5 separate regions of the Homo sapiens genome follow, and regions 2, 3, 4 and 5 are each linked to region 1. Evidence: chromatin contacts called from ENCODE Hi-C or POLR2A ChIA-PET data. All regions are on one chromosome and are shown on one strand. Each heading gives the region's core, a stretch centred on a gene start or an enhancer-like site at or near the end of the contact. The rest is flanking DNA. Distances are from core to core; before and after follow the strand shown. Region 1 has its middle 31 kb from the start of TUBA1C. Region 2 holds the start of WNT1 (Wnt family member 1). Region 3 holds the start of CACNB3 (calcium voltage-gated channel auxiliary subunit beta 3). Region 4 overlaps FMNL3 (formin like 3). Region 5 holds the start of ARF3 (ARF GTPase 3).

What was found. Hi-C counts contacts between places; a loop is a spot of excess contacts on that map. ChIA-PET counts read pairs that join two places held with the same protein, here RNA polymerase II (POLR2A). Pooled maps may share reads with other maps.
Region 2: a loop to region 1 is called in a pooled map, with 3 times the contacts of the local background. The contact joins the promoter of WNT1 here to the enhancer-like site in region 1. A Hi-C loop is called at or near these places in 4 of 50 pooled maps. POLR2A ChIA-PET finds 5 or more read pairs at or near these places in 2 of 52 experiments (CD4-positive, alpha-beta memory T cell and WTC11).
Region 3: a map with no recorded cell type shows a loop between it and region 1 (15-fold over the local background). The contact joins the promoter of CACNB3 here to the enhancer-like site in region 1. A Hi-C loop is called at or near these places in 1 of 37 single-sample maps with no recorded cell type and 5 of 50 pooled maps. POLR2A ChIA-PET finds 5 or more read pairs at or near these places in 2 of 52 experiments (BJ and T-cell).
Region 4: a pooled map shows a loop between it and region 1 (4-fold over the local background). The contact joins two enhancer-like sites. A Hi-C loop is called at or near these places in 1 of 50 pooled maps. POLR2A ChIA-PET finds 5 or more read pairs at or near these places in 4 of 52 experiments (CD4-positive, alpha-beta T cell, activated CD4-positive, alpha-beta T cell, activated naive CD4-positive, alpha-beta T cell and 1 more).
Region 5: a loop to region 1 is called in a pooled map, with 5 times the contacts of the local background. The contact joins the promoter of ARF3 here to the enhancer-like site in region 1. A Hi-C loop is called at or near these places in 7 of 50 pooled maps. POLR2A ChIA-PET finds 5 or more read pairs at or near these places in 3 of 52 experiments (HEK293, OCI-LY7 and WTC11).

Annotation. Positions count from the first base shown.
Region 1 is chr12:49,233,057-49,236,096 of GRCh38, forward strand. It overlaps a transcript of TUBA1C not described here. Among named protein-coding and RNA genes, the nearest start is that of TUBA1C, 31 kb to the right of the region's middle. RefSeq lists a silencer at 1,421-1,710. Within about 2 kb of position 1,540, at least 36 of the 41 ENCODE cell types and tissues checked have a DNase peak (open chromatin) inside an H3K27ac peak, as active enhancers do; they include OCI-LY7, where a contact is called at or near this core.
Region 2 is chr12:48,977,015-48,980,354 of GRCh38, forward strand. WNT1 (Wnt family member 1) reads left to right here and starts at 1,308. Exons shown (of 4, transcript NM_005430.4): 1 at 1,308-1,740; 2 at 2,454-2,707. The coding sequence starts at 1,637. RefSeq lists a silencer at 993-1,362 and enhancers at 2,246-2,845, 2,846-3,340.
Region 3 is chr12:48,816,792-48,820,190 of GRCh38, forward strand. CACNB3 (calcium voltage-gated channel auxiliary subunit beta 3) reads left to right here and starts at 1,705. Exons shown (of 13, transcript NM_000725.4): 1 at 1,705-2,183. The coding sequence starts at 2,139. LOC101927241 (a long non-coding RNA gene) reads right to left here and starts at 141. Exons shown (of 3, transcript XR_245978.4): 1 at 1-141. RefSeq lists a silencer at 1,503-1,972.
Region 4 is chr12:49,661,896-49,665,251 of GRCh38, forward strand. FMNL3 (formin like 3) reads right to left here. Exons shown (of 26, transcript NM_175736.5): 5 at 71-154. Among named protein-coding and RNA genes, the nearest start is that of PRPF40B, 40 kb to the left of the region's middle. RefSeq lists enhancers at 993-1,931, 1,505-1,664. Within about 2 kb of position 1,261, at least 32 of the 41 ENCODE cell types and tissues checked have a DNase peak (open chromatin) inside an H3K27ac peak, as active enhancers do.
Region 5 is chr12:48,956,041-48,959,117 of GRCh38, forward strand. It overlaps ARF3 (ARF GTPase 3), which reads right to left and starts at 1,447. Exons shown (of 5, transcript NM_001659.3): 1 at 1,270-1,447. RefSeq lists enhancers at 1-639, 695-774.

The sequences.
Region 1 (3,040 bases), core at 290-2,789:
AGAAAAAGTGGCCACCCCTCCCCGCTGGGAGCGCGCTTTGCTTTGTCTGAGCGGACTCTCTCCAGGGACTGCCGCCGGGGAGGCTCAAAGCTGTGTCCTTGCGATTAGTTTGGTACACTTGGTTCAGCAGCCTGGGGAATGTGGGGAGATGTGTGCCTGCACAGTATCAACGTTATCAGCTGCCCTGTTCATGTCGCCTCTCCCTGAAGGACACTTTCATAACACAGTAACACTTAGGAGAAGGTTCCCCTCCTTTACTTCTGTTTCTCTGCTGATAAACAAATGTCAGGCATCTTCCTGGATCCGGGCCCTGATTCACTAAGTTACTGTATATCCATTGCCCTTTTTTGTCCTCCAAACACTGAGCTCTCAGTGCTCTTCTGGCTGGATCCAGATTGTGAAGATTACAGCCCCACTGGTTCCTTTCAGGACTTGGGGGCCCAACATTCCATCTCCAGGGCCTCAAGGAGCCTTCCATTCCTGATGGGTTCCCAATTACCGTGTTTCTGGTGCTACCAGACAAAAGAGAAGGCCCTGTTTTGACCCAGAGCCCTATAGCTGTGCCCTGATGGGAGATGGGAATTTTGATGTCTGACAACCTGATCAACAGCGTGACTCCTAGACCGAGTGAACCGTGGTCCGTCCACGAGCCTTCATCACTAGAGGAAAAACGGAGATGAATGATTATGACGCTTGAAGCAACGAACCTCTGCAAGTAGGAGGGTCCGGAAGGTTATTCCGGAATCACTGGGCAAGGTGAAGGGCAGGGCTGCGTAAGCGAAAGCGTCTGCTCAGTGCAGGGCAGCATAAACTCTGCAACATAAAAAGAGGGAAGCTGAGCTCTGGCATCATCTTGCGGGTTGCAGTTCCCGGCAACAGGGCTGGCTCCAGAGCAGAAGCGCAACCCGTCATCTTCCTGCGGGCCGCAGCCATAGGTGGAGAAAGGTGGTACCACAAGGCTCTCCCACTGGATGACGGTGACGCGCAATAAGCAGATGATTGCAGAGGCTCCTGTCAAATGGGTGCAGAGAAAAGGGAAGTGGGGAGAGGAGGAGGGACCTAGAAATGGCACTGCAACGATCCTGGAATAAAAACGAGGGGCCACAGTCAGAAATGACAAACGCCTCCACCTTGAAACGCAACCCCTAGCCCATTTATCCAATTTGCCTCTGATAACTGCTTTTAATATGTTGTAAATCCCATTAAAGCAGGAGAGAATAAATGAAAGCAGTCCCCTACCAGGTTCTAATTTTCATTCTCCTTTAGCATTGTCTTAAATAACAAGGACACCCTAAAAATCAAGTCCACCCTGTTTAGCTGTGGCAAGCGCTAAAAACCGTTAAGTTCGTTGAAACACTACTCTCCAAACCAGAGTAGGCTTCCAGGTTTCTCTGCAGAGCAGAAAGGAGGCTGTGGTTGTGTCCATGACTTTGCTTCCTTGGTTAGTACGGTGACGTGCAGCGCCAGGGCCTGGGCCTGGGCTCGGGCTCCCACCCGCGTGGCGCCGCAGTCCTGGCGAGCCCCGAGCGCTCTGTCCCCGGTGACCAGCAGGCGGCGCTATCTCCAGGCCGCAGCCGCCGCCCCGCCCGCCACGAAGGCCACTTCCGCCGCGGCCCGGCGAGCGCGCCCCCGCCACGCCCTGCTGTTTAGAAGCGGCCTTTCTTCACATATCGCTGTCCGCGAAAGTTTCTGAACTCTTGTGACAATTAATGCTGTTTGAAAACCTCCCTCTTGGGTCTTTTGGAAGAGTGGACATCCTAAAAAAAATTTTCTTTTTGGAGACGGAGTATTGCTTTTGTTGCCCAGGCTGGAGTGCACTGGCGCGATCTCGGCTCACTGCAACCTCCGCCTCCCAGATTCAAGCGATTCTCCTGCCTCAGACTCCCGAGTATTTGGGATTACAGGCACCCGCCACCACGCCCATCTGATTTTTGTATTTTTAGTAGAGACGGGGTTTCACCATGTTGGTCAGGCTGGTCTCGAATTCCTGTCCTCGTGATCCGCCCGCCTCGGCCTCCCAAAGTGCTGGGATTACAGGCGTGAGCGACTGCGCCCGGCCAAAAAAAAAAAAAAAATTAATTTGGGATTGCGTAATCAAAAAGTCTTTTAGACATCTCAAATGCATTGCAACTTATTCGAATAAAAAGGGCTCCTGACACGGACAAAAAGGCAGTATAGGTTGAAAATTAGAATGCTTAAAAAAAAAAAAAATTCCCCTTCCTGTTAGTTCCAGATTTTTCTGCAAGCTTGGAGGACAGCTCGCGAAAATTCAGCTGGGGCGCCATCTGCTGGACGCGCCGCGCCGCTGCAAGGCCCTTTCCGGAAAGGTGTCGGGGTTGCAGGTCAGCGCCCCATTTTTTGTCCAGGAGAGACTCGCTGGCACCTTGGCTGGACCAGGCTGGGCGCAGTGGCTCACACCTGTAATCCCAACACTTTGGGAGGCCGAGGCAGGTGGATCACCTGAGGTCAGGAGTTTGAGACCAGTCTGGCCAACATGGTGAAACCCCGTCTCTACTAAAAATACAAAGAGTAGCTGGGCCTGGTGGTGCGCGCCTGTAATTCCAGCTACTCGGGAGGCTGAGGCAGAATTGCTTGAACCTGGCAGGCGAAAGTTACAGTTCGCCTGGGAGGCGAAAGTTGCACTCCAGCCTGGGTGACAGGGTGAGACTCGGTCTCAAAAAAAAAAAAAAAAAAATCTTACATAGTTTTTAAAAAATAAAAAGAGACCAGGCTGACTCTCTGCAAGAAAGTGGCCTGTGTTGAGGAGCCCTCGGGCCTCAATGAGTCGTCATTTGTTACATTGCTGGTCTCTGAGGAAAACCTGAGGCTCAACTCATTTAATTTCCTCCACCGGCCCACGGGCACAGGGCTACAAACTAAAACTATGCTTTCCATCAGTGCACACAGCGGGTTTCAGGGACAGAAATCACAATGTGCTTATTCTGAATGCTTCTGATTTTGCTGAATGGGAGGAGTTTCCAAGGTGAAGAGGGTGACAGAAATGAAATTAATCTGGGAGTAGGGAGATGTTAAAATGTGG
Region 2 (3,340 bases), core at 58-2,557, 260 kb before region 1:
GAGTCCCTGGGAGAGAAGAGAAAAGTGTACAATGGATGAGATGGTCACAGGCACTCTGGGTATCCCAGTGTGGTGGGAACTAGAGCTTTAGGGAAAGACAGAAACTTGGCAGAAACATCCAAAGAGAAGCAAACACATGGAGGCACAAGTTTCCTCATCTAGGTTCAATGTAGCCAGCAACCCTTGTCTTCCCAGTCCTCTCCATCACCATACATACAGTGGACATCCGCACCATTTCCCATCCTTTCTGAGCCTAGGCCTCAGAGACTTAGCCACTCCAGGCTGGGTTCACCTCAATACCATCTTGGTTGTAGGCTCGGCTCTCTCCCCCAATGACATGCACTGGTTGACACATACCACAGTGTGACACGCCATAGGATGCCACGAGGTACAAAGGGCAACAGAATGACGCATACACACATATTTAATCTTCCCATGCACATGCTCATCCACCCACTCCACACACAGTCCAGACACTCTGCATCCCTCAATCATGCTTCTGAGTCTCCTGTCGACAGTTGCCACCTCCTTCCTGACACACTGCCCCAGGCGGTGACTGTGACAAGGTGACTCCATGACCTTTTCTGACTTGAGCTAAATTCCAAAATTCTTTGGAAAGTTTCCTAACATCCTTCGTCAGAACAAGGAGTTTCTGCACGTACCAACACACAGGAGGATGCACCCTCAGAACACAGCACATTCTCACTCCCACCCATATTCACGTTGTTCCACTTCACACACACACACACACACACACACACACACAGCCACTTGTGCGCTTCTTCTGGCGCACATGAGCAAACTGCCTGTTGCTTTAGGTTTCTCTCCACCGCTAGGCTCCTTTTGGTTAGCTCACCCCCACAACTCATCCCCGGGATTTCCCTGACCACAGCCGCACTCACGCCCCCGTCTCCCCTTTTTCCTTCTCTGTCCAGCCATCGGGGGTTCCTGGGCGGTTAAGCATCTCCCCGGAGTCGCTGCCCAGAACCACAGCTTTCCTTCCGACACTCAGGATGGGGGAGAGAGGGGACGTCGGAGGGGCCCGGGGTGACGTCGAGGGGACAACCCCACCGCGGGCGGCGAGGCGGGCTGGGCCCCTGGCGGGCTCTCCCCGCAGCACACTCTCGCCGCGCCCCCTGGCGGATGCTAGTCCTCGACGGGCTCCGGACGCTCAGCTGAGTGAGGCGGGCGCGCGTGGGAGGGTGTCCCAAGGGGAGGGGTCCGCGGCCAGTGCAGGCCCGGAGGCGGGGGCCACCGGGCAGGGGGCGGGGGTGAGCCCCGACGGCCAACCCGTCAGCTCTCGGCTCAGACGGGCGGGAACCACAGCCCCGCTCGCTGCCCATTGTCTGCGCCCCTAACCGGTGCGCCCTGGTGCCACAGTGCGGCCCGGAGGGGCAGCCTCCTCCCGTCACTTCAGCCAGCGCCGCAACTATAAGAGGCGGTGCCGCCCGCCGTGGCCGCCTCAGCCCACCAGCCGGGACCGCGAGCCATGCTGTCCGCCGCCCGCCCCCAGGGTTGTTAAAGCCAGACTGCGAACTCTCGCCACTGCCGCCACCGCCGCGTCCCGTCCCACCGTCGCGGGCAACAACCAAAGTCGCCGCAACTGCAGCACAGAGCGGGCAAAGCCAGGCAGGCCATGGGGCTCTGGGCGCTGTTGCCTGGCTGGGTTTCTGCTACGCTGCTGCTGGCGCTGGCCGCTCTGCCCGCAGCCCTGGCTGCCAACAGCAGTGGCCGATGGTGGTAAGTGAGCTGGTGCGGGGTCGCCACTTGTCCCGCGGCACAGAGCCAGGGGCCAACCCTACCCAGCTCCCACGCTCTGGGATCCGTCTGCCGACAGGCTCCCTCCCCGCTCTGACTTCCCTCCGCGACACCGAAGGGCGATCTGGCATGAAACTGCCCCAGACTCCAGCTCTGTACAAGTGGGGCGAATGATCCGCCCGCGGAGGCCTAAGATACCCCAGGCAGGGAGCCCACTCTCATCTAGCACCGCCCTTCCCCTTTGAGCGCCAACTCCAGCCTCACGGCGGTGGCTCACCACAGGTTTCCCCACCTCGGGAAGTGAAGGGCCAGGAGTTCGCCTAGAAAGGAGGGGAGAAGAGGGTGGGACTCCTAAGCATTTCACGCCTTGGGTGGGCAAGAACTGCAGGCCATGATTATCTCGCTCAGGCTGACCGGAAGAGGCTCGGAGATCCAAGGTAGACACTCGGTCTCCGGGTACCTCCTCTGTCCAGTCTCCGGACCTAGGGCTCAGGCGAGCAGCCCTGGGACTACTGGGCACACACAAGTCTGGACGCCCAGTTCTTTCAAATTAGTGAGCCTGGGAGAGCGGGTATTATTAATCTCCCGCCATTCTCTCCAGCCACATACCCCCAGGAAGAGGACCGGGTGGCACAGTTTTTATGGTTAGGGTGCGGATCCCCTTCCTGAGCCTGAGCTATCATACGTCCCACCAGGGGTATTGTGAACGTAGCCTCCTCCACGAACCTGCTTACAGACTCCAAGAGTCTGCAACTGGTACTCGAGCCCAGTCTGCAGCTGTTGAGCCGCAAACAGCGGCGTCTGATACGCCAAAATCCGGGGATCCTGCACAGCGTGAGTGGGGGGCTGCAGAGTGCCGTGCGCGAGTGCAAGTGGCAGTTCCGGAATCGCCGCTGGAACTGTCCCACTGCTCCAGGGCCCCACCTCTTCGGCAAGATCGTCAACCGAGGTGGGTGCCCAGGAAGGCGACGCTTCCGGGAGCAGGGGAAACGCGGGGTCACCCCCAGGGCATGGGCGGGCGAGTTCAGAGAAGGTGTCCCAGGCGCCTGGAGGGTCACACAATCAACCTTGCCAAGTGCCTCGTGCCCAGCGCCAGCTCGGGGCCAGACTTCTACCAGGCGTTTTCCAGCCGTGCACCCTGGAAACGAAGCTTAACTTTTCTGAGCTACTGCCCCAGATAAAGAAAGTTTCGGGTCGCGGACGCCGGCTGACCGCCGCTTTCCCCCAGCCTCTCTCAAAAGCGCCTGGGAAGCTGCTCTCTGCAGGCGTGTGTCTGGCCTCTCGCCCAGCAAGGCTTGCACCGCCAAAATGGGCCGAAAGTTTTGGGCTGCGAAGAAGTCTTGGGGATGTATGGTTCTTCCGCTCCCCTCTCTTCGGTTTGTCTCTCTGGGGCTGCTCCACTTCCGCTATCGAGCCAAAATGCGCCCTAGAATCTCCCAGTAAGGTGTGATTACGCCCGTGGACGTGGCTGCGTGCCCACGCACCTGCTTTCTCTACTAGCCCTAGAGACCAGCTTTCCAGCACTGCCGGCCCTGGCTCTCAGGACTCAAAGTGCGGAGTCGGGGGTGGGATTCCGGTCCCA
Region 3 (3,399 bases), core at 455-2,954, 420 kb before region 1:
AGTCCCAAAAGGAGAGGCCAGGAGAGTGGATGCAGGGATGGGAAGAGAAACAGCTGCCTCCACCACTGCTTTCTTCACTAGAGCCATCTCCCAGGAGAAGAGCACCTTGAGGGTCTTACTCTTTGACACCTCTCCAGGCCCCTGAAAGAAGGAATTGAAGAGAAAGGATGAAAGAGGGGGATACAAGGAATACTGCGTAACTGGGTGAGGGCACAAAAGTGGGCAGTGTCTGGGAACTTCCAATACAGAAGAATCCAGTATATGACCAAACCCCAGTTGGTGCTGGACTCAGGAGAGGAGACAGTCCCTTCAGCCACAGGGGCTGCAACAAAGTTGTTTGTCAAACCCAGCATGAGGAAGGTGCTGGGCAGGGCTGCTCTGGGCCACCCACAGTAGACAGACTAAAGATGTCAGTCTGAAGATGCAGCTCTTCTTTGTCTTGCCAAGATAACACCGATAAGTGACCCAGGTGGGAAGCCACTTGGTTTGGGTGGGCTTTCTCTCTCCCATGCACAGTGCTTTCTACCATAGATCTTACTAAGCCATGTCAGAGTTTTGGATTTCTGATTCTCCTCAAGCCAAGGAGGGATGAGCAGATTGCTGAACTCCCGGGTGTGAGAAATTGGGAAGGAAAAGGACTGAGCTCAGGGCCAAGAGCATGGGCACCAGGAGGCCTCCAAGTGTAACCCCTGTCTACGCACATCCTCCTCGTGGGGCACAAAGGTAGGCAGTCAAAAATCAAAGAAGGAATTTTGCTCAGGAGATGAAAAAAGGAAAGAGCTCAAATGGGTGGATCTTTGGGGAAAGTTTCCTCAAGATAAGGGCTGCGGCTCTCTTACCCCAAATCTCAATGCTCCTGTAAAGGAGACTGAGTGGTGCAGAGTGGTACAAGCCCTTCTGCTAAGGGGAGAATCTGGCCTTACCCTAGTGACTCCGAGGAGACTGGCCCTTTCCTCTCCCAACCCGAGTGTAGCCAGGATCCCACCCACAACTATCCCCCTACCTCCACCCTCTGGCTTCTTTCCCCTTCCCTTTAGGCTCACCTAAAACAGCCCCTTTCTGCCCCAGTTCCCACGGATGCCTTGGCACTGTCTGGCACAATCCTTGGCAGGGAAGTGGGGAAGGGAACCCCCATCCTGGCAGGACTAAGACAAAATCTATCCGTGCAACAGGTGTGGGGAGGCCTACCCAGCTCACGGAAAGTTCCCCCCTTCTCAAGGGTTGGGCAACACCGCCTTTGCCGCAGCGTCCCCGTACTGAGGGGGCCGGGCACCTGTTGGGGCAGGAGCTGCCGTCCTGTCATTAGCCTGGGGGCACCAAGCCCATTCCTCCCCGGGACCACTGCGGGGTTTGCTTTCGGAGCCTCCGGGACGCACGGGCCCAGACCCGCCCTGCTGTCGCCTGGGACCCCTCCCCCGTCTGCCGCTCGTTCCCGCGCCTCTTCTGTCTCCCACGGTCTCCCCATTTTCCTGTCCTCTCCGTCCTCCCTCTGCCTCTCTCTCTCCGGTTTCCTCGACACCTGCGCCCTCTCCAGTCTCCGCCCGGGTCGCGTCTCCCTCGCGGTCTCAGCGCCCCCTCCCTCCCCCGCCGCAGCCCTTTGTTTCCCGGCGGAGTAGTTCCTGGGTTGCCGAGCGTCTCTGTCTCCGCATCTCTCCTCGCCCCGCCTCCTCCCTGCCTGGATCCGCCCTGCCCGCAGCCTCTCCTCCCCTTCCTCCCCGCCGCCACGGCCCCGTAGGTGCTCGGGGACCCACCTTCCACCTAGCACGGGTTCGTTCCCCTCTCCCGGCCTGGCCCGGGCTCCCCGGTGGCCGCCGCCCCCTCGCCGCCCCCGCCTTCTCCCGGGGAGGGGGTCAGGTGGGCGGGCACTATTGTTGTAGGAGCCGGCGCCAGATTCCTCAGCCGCGCTCGGGGTGGGACCGGCTGGGTTTGGGGGGGTGGGGTGGGGGGAGCGGTGATCTGAGCTCCGAGCAGCTGGTCTTCGCGGCTCGCTCCCTCCTTCGCGCTCTCTCGCTCCCTGCCGCCGCCCGCAGGGCTGCGGGGCTCGGTGGCATCTCCCGGGCGCGGCCCGCAGTCCTTGCCCCTGCCTCCGGGCCGCTCCCGCCCCCGGCGCCGCTCGCTCCCCCGACCCGGACTCCCCCATGTATGACGACTCCTACGTGCCCGGGTTTGAGGACTCGGAGGCGGTGAGTGCCCACGATGAGGGTGGGGGCGGGGAAGTTGGGGTGACACCTCCTCTCCCTTCAACCCTTTCCCCGGTTCAGGACTTTGAAAAACGCCTCAGTGGCAGGGCAGGGTTTGTAGGGGGGCGCTCTAAGAACGTGGGGAGATGGATTTTCATGCCAAGCGTTCCCCAGCGACCCAGACTCAGACCCTGGGGCATCGGGTGTGTGCAGAGAGGGGGCAGTATAGGGGAAGGGCTCAAGCAGGTGGCTCCACGGCCCAGGAAAGAGGGGTGGGAGAAGGCAGGGCTGGAGGCCGAGGGCACAGAGGCTCTGGAGAGGGAACACGCCATGTCTGGAGTTCCAAATTCTGGATTTCTGGGGTCTGAACACAACAGCTAGGAGAGCCGCCGAGGTGGTTGGGGAGGCAGACATTCTAGACCTCTTGTGCCTCAAGCAAACGACACATCAGGGAGCTGAGAGGACATCAGGGAGCCAGGGGCCAACCTCTTCAGACAGACGGATCCTAAAACTTGAGGAGCTCCATTATTCCCTTCCACCCCCTCCATCTCTGCGCATTGCCTCATCTCCTCACCCTTTCTCTAGCCCAGTTTCTCTCCCAGGCTGAAACCTGGGCGCCCAGCACATGGGTAGGCCAGGTGACTGAGCCCCATCTATTCCACAGCCCCCTGCTGAGGCTTCCTCTGCAGCGGGCATCCTGAGCTCTTGCCCAGCATGGAGGGCCTGGAGGTGAGGCCAGAGGAGCTGAGGGCCTGGGGATGGAGAGGAAGCGCTTTGCTCAGAGAAACAGGCAACCGATAAATATTTAATTCTCCTCTTTGCTTTTATCTCCTGACCCACTGAGACAAATCAGCTCATTAAGCAGTGATTCCCGGAGCTCAGACAGCAGGGAGAGTGCCTGGAAAGATGGGGCAAGAATGCGGAGCAGCTTCTCAGCCCCTTGGAGCTGACAACTTTCCCTCAAATGTCCTGTAAGAAGGCCTCCTTAGGAGTGGACCACTAGATGGCTTGGAAGGGGCCCCAATAGGTTGGAGCACCCCTGGGTCGGAAAGAGGAGTTCATGTTCAAGTCTTCTCCCATCACTTACTGCCAGGCCCAGGATAGATGAATGCTGATGTTCAGAATAGGCAACTGTCCTTTTCTGGGACTGGTCTCCTTCTGGGCCCAATTCTCCATGGGGCCTCTGGGGCTAATTACATTGCCGCTAGATCAGATCATT
Region 4 (3,356 bases), core at 11-2,510, 430 kb after region 1:
TTATCAAAGTAGAATGGAACTATGTCCTCCCCCAACTGGTCCCCAACTTCAGCCCCGGGGTGGTACTCACATGACAGAACACTGGGCAAAGGACAGGTAATCCACCAGTACATCCAGGCCTTTGTTTTCATCATTCAGAAATTCCCGCACCCACCTGCAGATAAAGGAAACACAGTGGAAGGGGTCTGCTAAAAGTGGGTCAAGGATGAGGGGGGTGACATGCCTCTGACCCAACACCTCCTCCTCCTGGAACCCAGCACCAGGCTAAGAAAATTCTGAAGATCAAAACCCATGACAGACCCATCCACGGTCATGGACTTCCCCTAGGCAGGGAAGTCAGGGATGGGGAAAGTTCAGGCCCTTCTAATGCCACTTGCTTTATCGTGAAGGTGCTTCAGACAAACAAGCTCTCAGGTACTCCCTCCTTAAGGGCCAGACCCTGGCTCAATTATTTTCTGCATCCCTCCACATGTCCTTGCTCAGTGTTTGTTGGAAGAATTTAGGAAGCATCAAGAGCATTTACTACAGGCCCGTGTGCAGAGTTGTGCTTGACCGAAGCCAGCAAGTCTCCAACTTGACTGAAGCCTCAGTCAAGACCCCAGCAGGAAGGGTCAAGGAGAGCTCTGGAACAGAGGCATCCTGGGGCAAAGCACTCTCTACTAAGTTTAAGGAGAGGAGTTTTAGAAAGCAGTGAGCAGAGATGTATAGAAGTTCTGTATTTAGTCATGTTGAGTTTGGCAGAACCAGAAAAAGCATGGGAGATGAACAGGAACTCAAGGAACTCCAGGATGTCTATGACCACTCAGAGTCAACCTGAGTACGTGGGTCCCCCTCAGCCAGGAAGGTAGACAACAAAGCACCTAAGGACCATATCCCAGGGCATTATTTTCCCTTCTGCTTTCAGTTCTTTTGGGCTGAGATATTCCTGGAATGAAAGTCAAGGGCAAATCTAGGGAACTGTTATATGACAGGTTCATTCCATAGCAGAAACATAAAACGCTCAGGATGAAACCCTAATCTAGAGTGCTCTACTCCTTCAGAATTTCTGGGGGTCTTTATAGGAAAGCTCCTCCCAAACTGCCCTGCGGGGCCTTTCTCCCCAACAGCTGGAAAACCAGTGCCATGTTGGCCAGCCACACCCCAAACTACAGAGAGACTCTGGAGCTACAACACCAGGCCCAGCTGAGATTAGGCAGCAGGCTCTGGCTGAAGCTGACTGACACCGGAGCTGCCTGAAGTTAGCTTCCTCTCTGGGGGCCAACAGGCCTCCCGTTTCCTGTCTGTCTGCTCTCCAGCTCCCCACCCCCTTCTCATTTCCTGTCTGAGTCTATACTGCTATTTCGGGATCTTGACACTTTGAGGAGAGGTTAAAGGGTGCTTAGGCAAGGCACAGAAACCAATACAAACCAGGGAAAGAGGAGCTGGAGAGGCTCTGGAATCCCACTTCCCAGCCTATCCCTCTCCAGAACCTGAGTTCCCATCTGCTGCTCCTGCACACCCAACTTCTGCAAGCCCTGGGGCTGATCAGGCTGTGACCAAAGCAGGATCCTCCTCTCCCCACCTTGCCCTGGGTTCCTGCCACCCTGAAGCACCCACAATCTGACAAACTCTTCCTGCCCAGAAATCCAGGAAGGATCTTGGTCCTTCCACATAACTCTACCCAGAGAAGCCGCAGTTCAGATGGCAGGCATGCCTAAAATGCCAGGCACTGAGCTATTCCCTGGGAACAAAGGACCAGGTCCAGGACCTCTAACTTGTGTGCCAACTGCCAAGAGGCCCCAGGCCTGGGAACCACGCTGCTTTGGACATAGCTCCTGGCCAGCAGCCAGAGGGGCAGGCACCAGGTAGAGGGGGCAGGCAGCAGGGACTATCATAAACTGCTCTGTGGCCTTCTCCCAATAAAAGCACACCCCTATCCTCAGATGACTACAGCAAGACTTAATCAAGAAAACAAGGCTAGGTACTAGTGGCTCCACTTTGGGATCCTCAAGGAGGATCACTTGAGCCTAGGAGTTCAAGACCAGCCTAGGCAACTATCTCTACTAAATTTTTTTTTTTAAGTGGCCAGGCAGGCCAGGCACGGTGGCTCACATCTGTAATCCCAGCACTTTGAAAGGCCAAGACAGGCAGATCACTTGAGCCCATGAGTTTGAGACCGCCTGACCAACATGGTGAAACCTCATCTCTACTAAAAATACAAAAATTAGCTGGGCGTGGTGGTACACGCCTGTAGTCCCAGCTATTCGGAAGGCAGAGGCAGAATGGCTTGAGCCTGGGAGGCAGAGGTTGCAGTGAGCCAAGATGGCGCCTGGGCGACAGAGCTAGACTCCATCTCAAAATATAAATAAATAAATAAAATAAAATGGCCAGGCATGGGTGTGTGCCTGTGCTCCCAGCTACTTGGGAGGCTGGGATAGGAGGATCACTTGAGCCCTGGAAGTTGAGGCTGCAGTGAGTCATGATCATGTCACTGTACTTTATCCTGGGCAACAGAGCAAGACCCTGTCTTAAAAAACAAATAAACAAAAAGAAGACAGAAGGGCTGAGAGGGACAGAAGGGACCTATGGAGGAATGCGGAGTGGTAGGGGGCTCAGGGTGGCAGGTAGCACTCAGGGTTGCCATCGGTGTCCTTCTTGCCCTCACACACAGGGGTACTAAGCAGCCCCTGCCACTTTGTCCTTCAGTCAGTGAAGTCAGTGAAGGACTGACCAAACAAAGGAAGAGGCTTGGCCACACCTTTCTCAGCAGCTTGACTTTCAATGTCTGATTCACAGATGAGGTACAGAAGCCATACTCTGGCCACCAGAGCACAGTTACTGAGGCCAGGAACCATCCCTTTCCTGTTCTCTCCTGTGCTGTTTCCCTTGTGATTGCTGCTACAGCTGGCTACACACAGGTGTCCCCTCCCTCTAAAGAATCCTGGGAAGGCTTGCCCTGGGGGCGGATGAGGGCTGCTGCTACAACAGGAGGGGAAAGGCTAATGATGTCATTTGGCTGTCTCTAACCCCCTGTCAGGAAGCCTGGGCACCCCACCCCCACCTGGGCCTCCACTGCTCACTCATAAGCACTGGACATTTGTGCCAGGCCCTCCCATCAGGTCTATACCCCTGCCTGCAGTTCTACATCACGTGTCCCTCACTGTCCTTTTGCATAAGCACACATACGCACACATATACACACTTTCTCTCTCTCTCTCTCACTTTCATATACCTTTGCATATACCTTTGCTGATTACAGTTTCGTAACACTGAGGCCAATACCCTCTTTCACTGTACCTTACACATTAGCTCTTTGCTTGTTCAGCAATTCCTGGTTTCCCACTCAGGGACTGGAAAAAAAAAAAAAAGACTCACAC
Region 5 (3,077 bases), core at 197-2,696, 280 kb before region 1:
CACCTACCCCAACAACAAGCCCAAGACAAAATAGCAGCAAAGACTGTTACTACCTACCTGATTGAGGACAGGGAAGGAGGTATGCAGCGACTAGATTCTGTCCTGTTGCACTGACCCAAGCAATCAGACTCTTGCAGCAGATCTCCTCCCAATAAAACTTTCATGCCATAGACCAGGGGTGACCCAATCCAACAACAGCAGAGACAGGTTTTAGGTTACATTTCTCCCTCACCGGGACGGCCTTACTATTTCTTCTCACTCCTGACCACATACCACAATCCTCCACCTCCACCACCACATTCCTCCTGGCCTGGAAAGATGGAGACCCGCCTTAATGCAATCAAGACGGGAATTCCCCCAAAATAACAGCTACCACTTTGCTAATCAAGTGGCCCGTTTTAACAGGGAACTCCACCTCCCCAACTCCCGCCCCTTCCCTCAAACGATTCGCGTAAGCAATGGCTCCATTTTCTGTTCCGGGAATCCTGGTACTTCCTAAAGAAAGAAAGCGGATTGGAAGACACAAACTGAGGGCCAGTGACAAGATGCTCCCTCCTCCTGTGAGACCGCCCCCGCTCCGCCTGGGGAGGAAGGCCCCACCTCTCTTCTCCCAGGAAGATCAGATCCCCCTCCTCCTTCTCCTGCCTCCTCTCCACCCTCTCCCCACTTGCTGCCCTCTTCCCAACCTGCGGTTCCCTAGACTCGAAAGCGCAACCTCTACCACAATAGCGCCCATGTGGTGCCCCAGCAGCCTGCCCTGTTGGCTAACCCCCAACCCCCCTACGCACCCCTGCCCTATGATGGGGGAGGGGGTGTAACCACAGCAAGGCTTCTCTCCCGTCTCCTATTGCTAAGGTGGGGGAGGGAGAGGGAGTAGAAGAAAGCAGCATTCCCTAGCCCTTTAACAGAAAAGATACAAACAGCCATCACCGCCCCCTCATCACCTCTCCTCGGACGGTTTTCCTCTCCCTCAACAGCACACCTCCTGCAGGCGACAACCTAACTGCAGCCCAGGTCGCCCCCTTGAGCGAGGCGGAGGACAAATCCGTGTGCGCCCCCCACCCCCACCCCAGCTCTGCGTCCTTCAAATGCGGGGGCAGGCGTGAAGCTGGCCCGACGCACCCTCTCTGAGCTCTCGGGTGGGAAGAATCCCACCGCCCCACGCCAAGCAGTGCCGGGCGGGGCCCGGGAGGCGCTCTATCTCCTCAGCCCTCACCCTGACCGAGCCTCTTCTCTACCGGGACCCGCCTTCCCTTCCCAGCCTCTCACCTGTTCCTGCTATCAGCTGCGCCGCTGCGGCCGCCGCCTCTGCCCCGCAGGTTCCGCTCCGCTCCCTCTGGCTCCCCAAGCCGACTTCAGCCCGGCTGCTGCCCTGGCCCACTCCCCGGCTCCCTCCTTCCTTCCCTCCACCTAGCACCGGAAGCCGCGACGGCGACTGGAGCTGTGCGGCGTACCCCCACCCCCAGCCCGGGATACTTCCCACCTCCCCGATCGCGCGATAGCTGCGCGGTAGCTAGCGGCAGTTCTCGCGAGACCCATCACCATGGCAGCGGCTGCAGCACCGGCGGCCGGGCGCTGGAGCTGGAGTCAGGGCGGGGGCAGGTGTGGGGGCTGTGGGCGGCGGAGGCGGGAGCCGTGAATGGGGATGAGACAGTGAGGACTGAGGTGACAATCCCAAGCTCCAGGGTTGTGCCTGGAATTTAAGGACTGAGGCGGCAAGTTGGCTGCGTAGGAGACGGGCTGGGCTGCGGGGCCCAGGGGCTCCTTGGGCAAAGCCAGCATCGGGATATGGGTGAACAGTCGTTGCTGTGGCATGCCTTACCCAGCCAGACTTCATCTTTATTTCTTAATCTGGGCTAGCTGCCATCCCCTGAAAGCCCTCACCGCACCATTGTTGTTGCTCACTATTCCTGAGACTAGATTACTGTGGGGTCTGAATCAAGAGATCCTTTCCCATAAGGAAGAGGAAGGAGAGTGATGAACTTAAGAGGCTAAAGGAAAACAGCTGGACTCTGAGCCAGTTAAGTTGGAACTTGAAAGACGGAGAGTGGAAACCTAATATTCAGAAGTGTGGTTTGAGGAAGTGTGCCTAGATGAGTAGGGATTTTAGTATCCCAAGGAAAGGTGAAGGACTTTGCACCCATATTTCTTGCTTCCTACCCACTCCTACTTCCCTCACACTCCGTTTTGCACCTGGTCTAGACATGCAGAACTGCCTTGAAACAAAAATAGCTGTGATAGAAGGGCACTAGTAATGCTAAGAACAGAAGGTTCCTTTTTTTTTTTTTTTTTTTGAGACAAGAGTCTCACTCTGTCGCCCAGGCTGGAGTGCAATGGCACCATCTTGGCTCACTGCAACCTCTGCCTCCCGGGTTCAAGCGATTCTCCTGCCTCAGCCTCCTGAGTAGCTGGGATTACAGGCGTGAGCCACCGCGCCCGGCCAATAGAAGGTTCTCTAAGTGCCCTCTCTCCTCATTTACAGCAGTATAAGGGAATGAACACATGGCTCTTCCCTAAGGCTTGAGCCCAAATTGTTGCTCTTATGAATTTATTGCCTTGGTTGATTTTGTTTGTTTGTTTCCTTGCTTCCAAGAAGAACTAAGCTGGGGCCAGGCCCTGTGTTCACACTTGTAATCCCAGCACTTTGGCAGGCTGAAGTGGGCAGATCACTTAAGGTCAGGAGTTTGAGACCATCCTGGCCAATATGGTGAAACCCTGTCTCTACCAGAAAATACAAAAATTAGCCGGGCATGGTGGCACATACCTGTAATCCCAGCTACTTGAACTGAGGCCAGAGAATCGCTTGAACCTGGGAGGCGGAAGTTGCAGTGAGCCAAGATCGTACCACTGCACTCCAGCCTGGGCGACAGAGTAAGACTTTGTCTCAAAGAAAAAAAAAAAAAAAGCTGGTAGGTGCCATATATGTCGATCTCCTTGTCCTCATCAATCCCTGGTGTATGCACTTACAGTCCCTTAACCCAGTCTGTTCTCTCTCTTATGTTAACCTGATAACATGACCCTAGAATGTCAAGCTAAGGGGACCTTAATTTAAGATGGTAAGGGATGAGATGGATGAC